2 separate regions of the Mus musculus genome follow, and region 1 is linked to region 2. A link is a loop called in an ENCODE intact Hi-C map of the cell type or tissue named here. Cell type or tissue: left cerebral cortex. All regions are shown on one strand. Links, peaks and the distances in the headings refer to the core of each region. The heading gives the core; the rest is flanking DNA. Region 1 overlaps Akap6 (A kinase (PRKA) anchor protein 6). Region 2 has its middle 4.7 kb from the start of Dtd2.

Evidence for each region. A loop is a pair of places that touch in the nucleus more often than their neighbours do. Peaks named below come from ENCODE experiments on the same cell type or tissue, not always from the same donor. Only the 100,000 strongest peaks of a DNase experiment are listed, where the experiment ranks them.
Region 1: it touches region 2 in a loop (3-fold over the local background); 22 of 42 quality-filtered maps call a loop at or near these places.

What each region holds. Positions count from the first base shown.
Region 1 is chr12:52,829,998-52,835,380 of GRCm38, forward strand. The region is part of intron 2 of Akap6 (A kinase (PRKA) anchor protein 6); the gene reads left to right. It overlaps Gm51971 (a long non-coding RNA gene), which reads left to right. Exons shown (of 2, transcript XR_003950181.1): 2 at 1-1,815. Among named protein-coding and RNA genes, the nearest start is that of Gm51971, 34 kb to the left of the region's middle. In left cerebral cortex, for the core only: a CTCF peak has its summit at 2,432 (motif pointing left); DNase peaks (open chromatin) are centred at 694, 2,441 and 3,342; H3K27ac peaks cover 1,264 bases.
Region 2 is chr12:52,008,533-52,013,915 of GRCm38, forward strand. No RefSeq gene overlaps it. Among named protein-coding and RNA genes, the nearest start is that of Dtd2, 4.7 kb to the left of the region's middle. In left cerebral cortex, for the core only: a CTCF peak has its summit at 2,227 (motif pointing right); DNase peaks (open chromatin) are centred at 1,886 and 2,245; H3K4me3 peaks cover 773 bases.

The DNA of each region.
Region 1 (5,383 bases), core at 308-5,307, 820 kb after region 2:
ATATCTTTGACATTTTCCAGAATGAAAACTTTTTTTTTAAAAATAGCATTCATATAAGACTTCTCACAAACCTGTAACAAAAACGTTATCGTCCACATAGACAGGAAGTGTTATTGCAGAGGTGATCATTGGCCTCAAACGTGGAGGCCCATCCTCAGACACCCTGTCTTACCGCTGCTTGTTTGACCGTGTTATCTTCAAATCAGAGATGGGCATATCATGGGTTGGCTTTCTCTTCCCAGTGCTCTGACAGCCAGCTGTGAGCCCTGAGGTAGTGACACTCCTTTCAACCGGAGCCCTCCGCTCCCTTGACTCACATTGCTCAACTCTCCATCCATCACCACAGATGAAAATGCCCTGCTTTTATTTGCTTCTGTTTCCCCCTCTCATTTTTGACTTTCTTCTTTCTGTCCCGCTGCCGTGTCTCCCTGAACCCCTTCCTTCACTTCGCCAAGTGACTTGTCGCCTGCTGGCTGTGCTCTGGACACCATCTCTCTGCCCCTCCCACACTAGTGATGGCCTCTCTACCTCTCCAAGCACTGGATTCGGCAAAGGAACCTTTCACTGGGCATGTGCAGAGCTGGAACCTGATAAGAACGCTCATAATTACACGCTTATTGTTGGGGAAGATGCTGGCATCTTGAATGCCAAGGACATTGAGAAGAAATGACATCAGAAAGGCTAGTTTTATACCCCAAATATTCCATACTCTATACTCCTGGAGGAGTGCCAATCTTCGTCCCTATATGCCTTGCTTCCTACCCAGGAAATGAGTACACTGAAGCCTTCAGCAACAACACATAGATCTTTCAAGGCACACGGCATTAAAGTGGAAGATCCTTGTGGGCTGGGACTTTGCTGATTTGGGTTTAGGCCTCTGTGTGTAGATATGCTGTGGCTGCAAGCTTCTACAGGATGTTAAACACTTTTGCTGAGGTCCAGTGGATGAAGATCTTTGCTGGCTCACCCAGCTGCAGTGCCACATGAGAAAGTGTGGTTTGAAGCAGTGGGTTTTTCACTTTTGGTGTACTTTGCTGTCTTCCTGCTTCTGAACATTGTCTTTCTCAAGTACCTCCTGTAGACACTCACGTTTCTTCCTCCTTATCAAAGTCCTACCATCAACATGACAACCTTCAAAGACTCGCCAGTCCCCCAGTGCCCTGCACAGCAGTTGGGCAAAATCCTTTGCTGAAAAATTTTCACATTGTTTTCATCAACATTAATATTTCTAGATATCCATCGCAGACCATCAGTAGTAAATAGCTCTTCATAAAATAGGAATGGGGGTCCTCTTGCTCCTGCTCTTGCCTTCCTGTTCCTGCTCTCTCGCTTTTCCTTTCCCCCCTCTCTCCATGTGTGCATGGCCGGCCTCTACTTCTCTCTCTGCCTTTCTCTGCCTCTACAAGCCTTTCAACTCCCCTACCCATGCCCTGAATAAACTCTATTCTATCCAAAAAAAAAAAAAAAAAAAAGGAGGGCTGGAGGGAAGGCGCACATAAATAAAAATAATAAGTCTTTTAAAAGAGAGAAAATGAAGGGACTAGGGGAAAGGGAGATGGATTGTCTTGCAACCCTTATGACCAGAGTTCCATTCCCAGAACCCAAGTCAGAAAAGGTGGGTATGGTGCTGTGCCTCTGTAATACCAGAGTGCTATGGCAAGAAGGGAAGTAGGGGCAGGAAGAACGTGTAAGAACTCACGTATCAAGAAAGACCCTGATTCAAAACCCAAAAAAACTCACGACAGCAGAGGAACAAGGTCGAGTGAGAGAACTAAACCTCTGTGACGTGTATTTACATGAATACACACACACACACACACACACACACACACACACACACGTGTAACGATTGCTTTCAACCCTGTAGTGATGTTACTGGTAGGCTTATTAAGCAGGCATTCCACTAGCATGCTTGCTGATCCCTCCTCTATTATGTTAATCCTCCCTGACTCATGGGTTTTACTGCGAGAACTAATGCAACTTCGTGAAATTGCTTTACTCTGACACGAGATTTTGTGCCAGGAAATCATTTCTAGGCATTGTCTGATCAAGTTCATCAACTTGCTACAAAGTAGCCCCTGAAAGCAAGAGAGGGCTTTGAGTTGCTCCCAATCGCCAACGCTGAGTTTTAGAACCTCCTTTGTATGACTGCACTGAACGGTCTTTGTGACCCATAATATTATCCAAGTAATTTATGAAGAATTAAAAAGCATACATGTACACATTAAAAACACTAATAGATTGTGCAATGTTTAAATTCCCAATAGATTAATGGCATTCTGCAGTAAAAAAGCCTTTAAAACATGTCCAAAGGTCTAATATAAACCCAAGATCATTTGGATTTCTATCTGTAAAAGTGTGGCAAGATTTAGTGACTCCCAGAAAGGAAGCCCCTGGACAATTGGCATTCACTTGTTCTGCAGCGCCATCTAGTGTTCATGGAGAAATGCGCTTTTAAGCCTCATCTTCCTCAGCCTTGCCTTGCTGCTAAGATTATCTATGCAGATTTCTACCTCTACCTGGCAGCCAATGATGCTTAGAGATGCTTCCAACTTACATAACCTTATATTAATTTCCACGGTGAAGGATCATTGATCGGTGAAGGATCAATCAACTAATGAGAAGAATTGGTGTATGTATCAGTATGCATATGTGATGTATTTTATTTCAAGACTACTATCTTTATTTCCCAATAAAATAGCCCATAGATGCTGGGATTTACTGGTTTACTTTAAATTTAATTGCCCTTACAAAAAACATCTTAAATGGCAAAACATTAATTTCCCAATTATTATTATAGCATTTACTATATAATATAACATATACCACAGTACAAATGTCCTATTAGGTCCGGGGACTGTCTTACATAATATTGCTCCCTTTATGCAACTTCCAAAAAATTCTTTATTGCTAGAAAAAGCTACAAAGCATCATCTGGACTCTAACATTCAGAGCTTTGCTGCCCTAAGTGTGGTTCCTGCACTGGACGCTTAGGCAGCCCCTTGGCAGATGTTAGCGTTGCAAAATGTCTGTACCCCACTTTGCCTCCCAAACCACACTTCTCACTTATGATATCCCAGAGTTTCAGATGTACATAAAATTTGAGAGGAACCTGTTTTAGAAATGTCTTCCCCTCATGTGCTCATTGGACAGTAGTCAACCAAAACTGGAGACTTCCATTACAATTTCAGATTTACGATATTTTATTCTTGGAGAAAGTTACATAACTTCCCTGTCTGACTCGTGGCTTATTTCAGTGTATCATGGTTGTTGCTGAGACTCACACAGCGGCTGAACAAAGAGAGTACATTCCTCCCCTGTCCAATCTGTCATCTTCATCTCTGCAGAACCAGAAGCTGAGAGGAACTGCCGACTGTGAAATTTAGGGCACGCATTCACTACCAAAAATATTTAAGTCTGCTGTGACAGAGTCATGATTTGAACCCACAGTAGGAGGCGAGGCTTAAATCTTCACAGCTGAAGCTCAAAGGAACACTTAGAAGTAAAAGGAGAGGTTTTAAATCATGGCTTTCCTTGGGCCTTAATTCTCTCTCTCTCTCTCTCTCTCTCTCTCTCTCTCTCACACACACACACACACACACACACACACACACACACACACACACACACGCACACACACCTTTAAACCTAGCAAGCTTCCTATGAAAATCAGAGTATTTACAGCCATCCATTCGCTTCTTTTTGGCTAATGTTCAGTTGGTTCATAATCTAATACTATTCCAAATTCACTCAAATTCCCCGAGACACTTATCTAACCATTTCAGATAACAGAATAGACTTCAAAGTGCAAGAAAATCTCTTTACAGGCTGAGGCTAGTTTGGAAAGTATTTTAAGTGCACAATTATGATAAGCCAGGTTCTTACATATTACAAAATTTTCCCCTTTTCTAAAATCTGGGCTAATAGCTATTAAATATTTCAAATTAAAACTCAAAGTAATATATTGTTGGTTCATTTAAAAATTTCAGAATTTAAAAGTAATAAATGGATTGGTCCATAGTCATGAAAATTATCATTGCAATTAACACATAGTTCCACAAGCTAGGCTAAATCCCATTATCTCTGTGGTTCTAATTATCGAAGGGCTTAAAGAAAGCAGAAGTTATTTGACCCGTGACTGGCCCTGCAGTCTGCTGGTGAGGGTATACGGTAACGCATGCTGCAGCAGAACTCAGATGTCCTAAACTGCAGATTATCATGCACAACCTTTCTTGGGTTGTCTTACACGTCAACAGGGAATTCCAAGGTCACGGCCACGAGCTAGGACGGATTCACATCCCCGTGCCTCTCGACTGCTGAATATATTCTACCTTCCTTTGCTTTTCCTGTAAATCCTTTCAGCATCCACTGGCTTAATTGGGGTGAATGGAGTCTGTGCCTCCCACTAGGGCAAATGTCTTGATTGAATAATTAGTGTTAATTGACACAGGCACCTCTGTCCAAGGTATGAAGTGTCTTCCTAGTTTATTTCATTATCTGTGTCTTTCTTCTCCATTTTACGGGATCCTGCTGACATTGCTACCTGACTGGATTGGCTAAAGTTAAAGCTGGGCATGCTGTTGCAGGACTCTGTTTGGAAACACAGATATTGCAGAGTGTTAGGAATCCTGGGGTATGACCTGGGCTAACAAATTATGAGCTCTAACTTGAAAAATGAGCCTTCAAAGCATAAAGCTTAGAAACCTTTGTTCTTACAAGAAATGTGACGTTTGACGTTTGTCACAGGTCCCTAGGCAGTCCATCCTGGACCTGGGGTTCTGAATTCTGCATTCTGAAGGTTTGTTGAGGATGAGAAAATGTCAGAGGAATCTGAAACCAGATCAAGCTGACCGATTAGCCAAATTATCCTCGAGCATCTACCGTAGAGGCGAGGGCTTTTAATCAGGAGCCCTGAGGTGTCTCCCTCCAGCTTTGGATCCTCTCCAGAGAGCAGCCAGGAAAAGCTTTCCCAGTGTGGAAAGCTCCCAGGGGAGATGTGGCCATGGTGGGACAATACCCAGGAAGGGCTCATCTGAGAGCCCCAGAGTAGCAGCTTGGGGAGTAAGAGCCTGAGCAGACAAGCAGGCCAGGCCACAAGGAGGAGAGATACACTAGCATTTCCTACAAGTGCCTTCTCTGTGACTGTTGTCATTAAAAGGGCTTGTTGTATCGGAGTGGGGGGGGCTTTAGCTATGGAACCATGAAACTTAATTCAGAAGAGACGGTGGGACAGCAGACTGATCTCTGTAATGTAAATGGCAGCTCTTCTGCTGAAAGCCATTGTGTCAACCGCTTGAGAACGTGGCAGTGACTTGGCAGGGAGATGGCAGAAAGGTTCTCTGGACCAACTGTCTCCTGCAGCTGTGAAAGACACACAGCCTGG
Region 2 (5,383 bases), core at 106-5,105:
TTTTATTTTTCCTCACTTGCAATAATAAACTTTTTTCTTCGATTATTATAGTTACATTAAGCATGTAAAAATATACGAATATAACCTGTTGAGTGTGTTTTTGCTGTTTGTGTGTATATGGTCTCAGAGCTGATCTCTTTGTATTGGGTGACATTCATAGGAGAGGTTAATTTTCTTTTTGTACAGTCATTAGCTGCCTGCAGTTCTTTGTCTAGGGGTAGACTCTATTGAGATGTCCTATTGCCTTTGTTCAGGCTTCTTTTATGCAACAGCTTCTATGAGAGATTGTTTTGTAAGCAGACATCCTGGTATTCTAACTCTTCCAATTTTTCTGCTTCCTCTTCTGAGATGTTCCTTGAGTGATAGATGCAAGAGCATCTATGATATAAATGTGAAGTGATGTAGATGGGGCCGGGCTTCCCACAATCCTTTGATCTCCAAATTGTGTCCAGTTGTGGTTCTCTGTGACAATTCTCATTGGCTGTTAAGAGACTCTTCCATGATGAGTGGTGATAGTTACATTTACCCATGGATATAAGGATACAATTTAGAATGGGATTAGAAATTATGTTGCGCTAGCACAGTTATGCTATGTAGTAGATTCTCTTCTAAGACCCCTGACCTCACTACCCCTGGGGAATTTGGCTAGGTTCTAGTAACAGGCATGGTTTACCTCTTGTCCAGTGGGCTTTGCATCCAATTAGACAGCTGTTAGTTACAACTGACTTGGGAGTGCCGTTTACTGTGTCTTTGTGGCTCTCTTGCCTTGCTGGTCCTTGTTGTGGTTCATAGGTGTCATTGCTGGGTGGGGCTGAAAATTGCTTCCCTCCTTTGGCAGCTTGTGTAGCGTTGTCTGGTAGCATGGAAGCTAGCCACAGGAAGGAGGCTTTTAGATCAGATCCAGCTCGAATGGTCTGAGTCCTGTGTGTTAAATGTAAAGTGTCTTCAGCAAGAGACTTTCCTTCAGCCTTTGAGAGGTATCCAGGGCCATAATAGTTTATGTTGTTTTGGAATTCCTTGGAATGCTGTGATTTTATGATTTTACATTTACCTAAAATTATACACAATAAGCATAACTGTTTTTATACATATACACATACATCATATACATATACATGAATCTATATTTAATTTCTATCTCTATATCTTAAAAGAAGTCATGCTACTTGGACTGACAGTGCTCCTCACAAGAACCACAGACTCACCAACCCCTCAGTCCCAGGCAGGAGAAACCTCCTTTTGAATGGAGGAGAGCATTTCTTTAGAAAATATCCTTGGTAGGAATATTCTTATCTCAGAGTGTGCTCGCTCACCAGTAACTGAATTTGGTACTTACACAGTCCTGCAACATTTCCTGATGTTCCCAATGACATCGAATCCTGTGGTCCATTTTCCTTAAGAACTTATTAGAATGTAAATAAAAGTAAACAGGGCTTGGTTTTCTTTCCCACGAAATCTATTCCGTGAAAGTGCATAGGATTAGCATTTCTTTCTCACAGACGCGGAGGGTTTAGTGGGCAAATAATAGTGGTACCCTGATTGCATTACTCAGGTCATTGATTTGGGCTCAGTTGGCACAATATATTCATGTCTGTTGTTTTAGATGACATCACTGACGGTGCCGCTGTCCATACAAAGTAGAGAAAAAGAAACTCATGCATAATCAGCAGCCTTTGTATACAAACTGAAGCGGTTTGCTGGCTAGTTATCTTGCAGCCTCCCTAACACTTTCAGTAAAAAGAAAATGAAACATCTCACTTTATCTCTGGTGGCTGCGTTACAGGGGCTCCCACATTGGTTGTCTTTTGTGTAGTATTCATAAGTTGAAGTTTTCATGCCTGCACCTGTATGTCACTGTAACTATTGAGTCTGAACGCTGCCACTCAGATTCCAGTTTTACAAATCGAAAGGAACATTGTATAGAGACCCAAGCTGTGATCCGGAGTTACTGAAGACTTTGGTGTTTATTCGTATGTGAGTGCCGGAGATGGGAGGAGCTGTTGCCAGTAGGATGCATAGTTCTCCGGGGTCTCTGTGCAACAAGGAGCAACGGGAAGCCATTTCTGTGCTTAGATAGTGTTTGGTTGTTAATGGTTAGTGTCTCAAAAAAAAAAAATCACCAGTTACTTTTAACTTTGCCATTGGGTGAGAATCTCTTAGGCTGAGAATGTGAGTTAAAAAAAAAAAAATAAAAAATCTGGCCACTTATTCTTCTCTTCTGCCTGCAGAGGGCAGTAAGGAGTAGACATTAAAGAAAGCACTTTCTGTGTTTTGTAAAAACTGTTCCCACAAAGAATTCATGGAAGTAGGACATGCAGGCGATAGGATAGCAAAATTTGAATAAGGCAATAAAGAGCAAAGAAAATTAAATTGCATTAGAAGGTTACACTAGAGTACGTTTACTAGTTAAGATGGTAGTTTTTGACTGGAATTTTGATATAGTTCATAGGGACACCTTGCTTTTTGAGACATGGTCTCATAGTCTAGGCTGACCTCAACTCACTATGTATCAGAGGATAACCCTGAACTCTTGATAGTATTCCTGATCCTCCTGCCTCCACCTCCTGAGTGTTGGGACCACAGGTGTGCTTGACCACGCCTGCCTTGTGTGGTGCTGGGGACTGAACCCAGGGCCCGTGCAAGCTGGACAACTGACCAACTACCAACCAACTCCATCCCAGTCCTTCATCTTAATTTCCAAAAGTCAAGCAGTCATGGGCATCCCATTTAATGTCCAGGTGAAGCAGGTCGGACAATTTACTTCAGAGCTAGAGGGAAAACAAAGCATCAGTCAGCTTTAGAGGAAGACTGTCAATCAATGGCTGGAGGCCTGCTTTGCCTTGTGAACATGTAAGAAGTTACTTTTGGATGTCTGAGAGATGGGTCAGTGGTTCAGAGCACTTGCTACTCTTGGGGAGGACCCAGGTTTGTTTATGAACCCCCACATGGTGTCTTACAACCACCTGTAACTCCAATTCCAGGGAATCTAATGCCCGCTTTTGGCCTTCTTACGCACAGTACACATTTAGTGTATGCATGTACACACACACACACACACACACACACACACACACACACAATTTTTAAAAATAAGTATTATTTTAAAGGAAGGAAGAAATTACTTTTTGGACAAGAATGATTTTCAAACAGCTACAATATTAAAAGGGGCCGTATGGATAATGTCAATTGTGTGTGAATTCTATATCCCCTGTGATGGTATAATAATTGATGGAGACTTGTTTTCAGTTGCTTAATTCATTCGGTTTGGTCATCCCACATTTAAGCATTCAAAAGTAGTTCACAAAGATGAGAGGCCCGGGAACATCTTCTAAAAGATCTTGTGCAGTTGATACCCAGCTTCCTGATCCTGAAGAAGGAAAGATGTGGACAGGAAACAGAATCTGCTTCCTAGTGCTCAGAGTAACTGGAGGTTTCCCAATGATTTCTCTCCAAAGTGAGCCTCTCCCTGCAGCTCTACCGACAGCTGTGCTAAGAAGAAGTGCAGCTGGAAGAGGTGCCCACGTTTTACAGAAAGCAGACGGACGCTGCCTTTCCACTTCAAAGCCTAGAGAAGTTTTCTTTATCAGTGCTTAGGAAGATGAATTGGTGATGAGAAATTGGTTCATGTGAACTAAAACACATAGAGCACTGGAGTAGGATCAGAATTCTAATTTAGCTGTGAATAATAAGATGTACTGCCGTGACAGGGAGTGGAAAATCTCACATAGGGCACGACTGGCACATCTCACCCTCCAAGCGCAGGATACGGGAGCATAGACTGCCTCTATTAGCTTACTGTAGGAAGTACTCAAAAGCCCTGTGTGATGACAGACGTTAGCGTGGTGCTCGGTGGATGAAGAATCAGAGCAAAGGACGGAGGAAAAAAAACCCTGTATTTCTGCAGTGAACACTTAAATATGACCCTAAGTACTAACAATGAAAAACAAGAAATCCACTCAACCATGTCCTTACAGAAAATGTGATATCAAAAAAAAAAAAAAAAGAAAAGAAAAAAGAAAGAAAAAAAAAAGAAAATGTGATATCAGATTGTTTAGGGAAATTTCTTAAATTGTCTCTTGATTAAAAAAAAAGTCTCAATCCAACTCCCAAATAAAAACAAGTCCTCAGAGATAAGGCAGGTCTAGTATACTCTCTAGATATTTGCACTCTGCTAAAGATTCGTCTGTGACCTTGGCTTACTTCACAGTGTCCTAAGGAATTCTCTCACCTGGGTGTTTGAGAAGTACTGCATAGCAGGATAACTCCAGGGATAGGCTCTGTCAAGAGATGTAGAGTATTCTATATTATTGATCAGAGATGCTATTATTTAGAGATCAAAAGAGCAAACAGCGAGGCTACTTTTTCTTCTTTCCTTGTTCTTTTAAAAAAAAATATGTGCCAGTATTTTGCCTGCCTGTGCACCTTGTGCATGTCTGGTGCCTGAGGGCCCAGAAGAAGGCATCAGGTCCTCTGGCACTAGAGTTACACATGGTTGTGACCCACCATGTGGGTCACAGGACTTGAACCAAAGTCCTCCGGAAGAGCAGCCACTGATTTTAATCACTGAGCGATTTTCCCCAGCACCCATGTTTACTTTCCTTTCTTGAAAAGTGAAAGGCCAAACCAAGACTTTGATTGATTGACTGTGAAGTTTCTACACATGAAAGTGACTTTAGGGACTTTGGAAGAAACCGTTCTATGTTCACTATACGATATAAAACAAATTCTATGCAATGGCAGAAGAAATCTTGGTTTGGGAAGAAATTCAGAGCATCTGTCCTGACAGGAAGCAGATGGCACAGTTTAGAGGGGTGGCCGAAGAGAGTTGAATGATGGGACCAGTAAGCAGTCGGGTGAAAGGTTAAACCAAACCAGTGTGGGATAATGAAGGACCAGGGCTAGCAACAGGAGACAGCGGTCACCATTCTGGGGGACTCAGAGGAAGGGAAACGTTCTTCAAGGCACAGCAACGTAAACATCCGGCACATAAACGTGTTTCCCTGCTCCTCCCATTTGGCTTTCTGTTGTTTCTTCCATTGACTGAACCCAGCTAGAAGGGAGAAAGTGGGAGCTGACAGACCTGGTAAAAAGAAAACGATGCAGCAAGGAGTGGGTCTGAAAGGGCTCCGGCATATTTATTTCCACAGCAGGAGGAGACAAACATTTACTCTACATCCCCCTGCAAAATATACCCCTTGCTTCTAGATACCCAGATTTCTAATTACAGAGTGGTATTTTGTAAAAACAGTTTGGCCTGTACCTATAAAGAGTAATTGTTTTAGTTTAGGAATACAGAACAACTATCTACCGAGGTCAATCAGATAATGCTAACAAAACTATACTTATAAAAACGACAATAAAAAGTTTCCGTCAAGTGTGCATC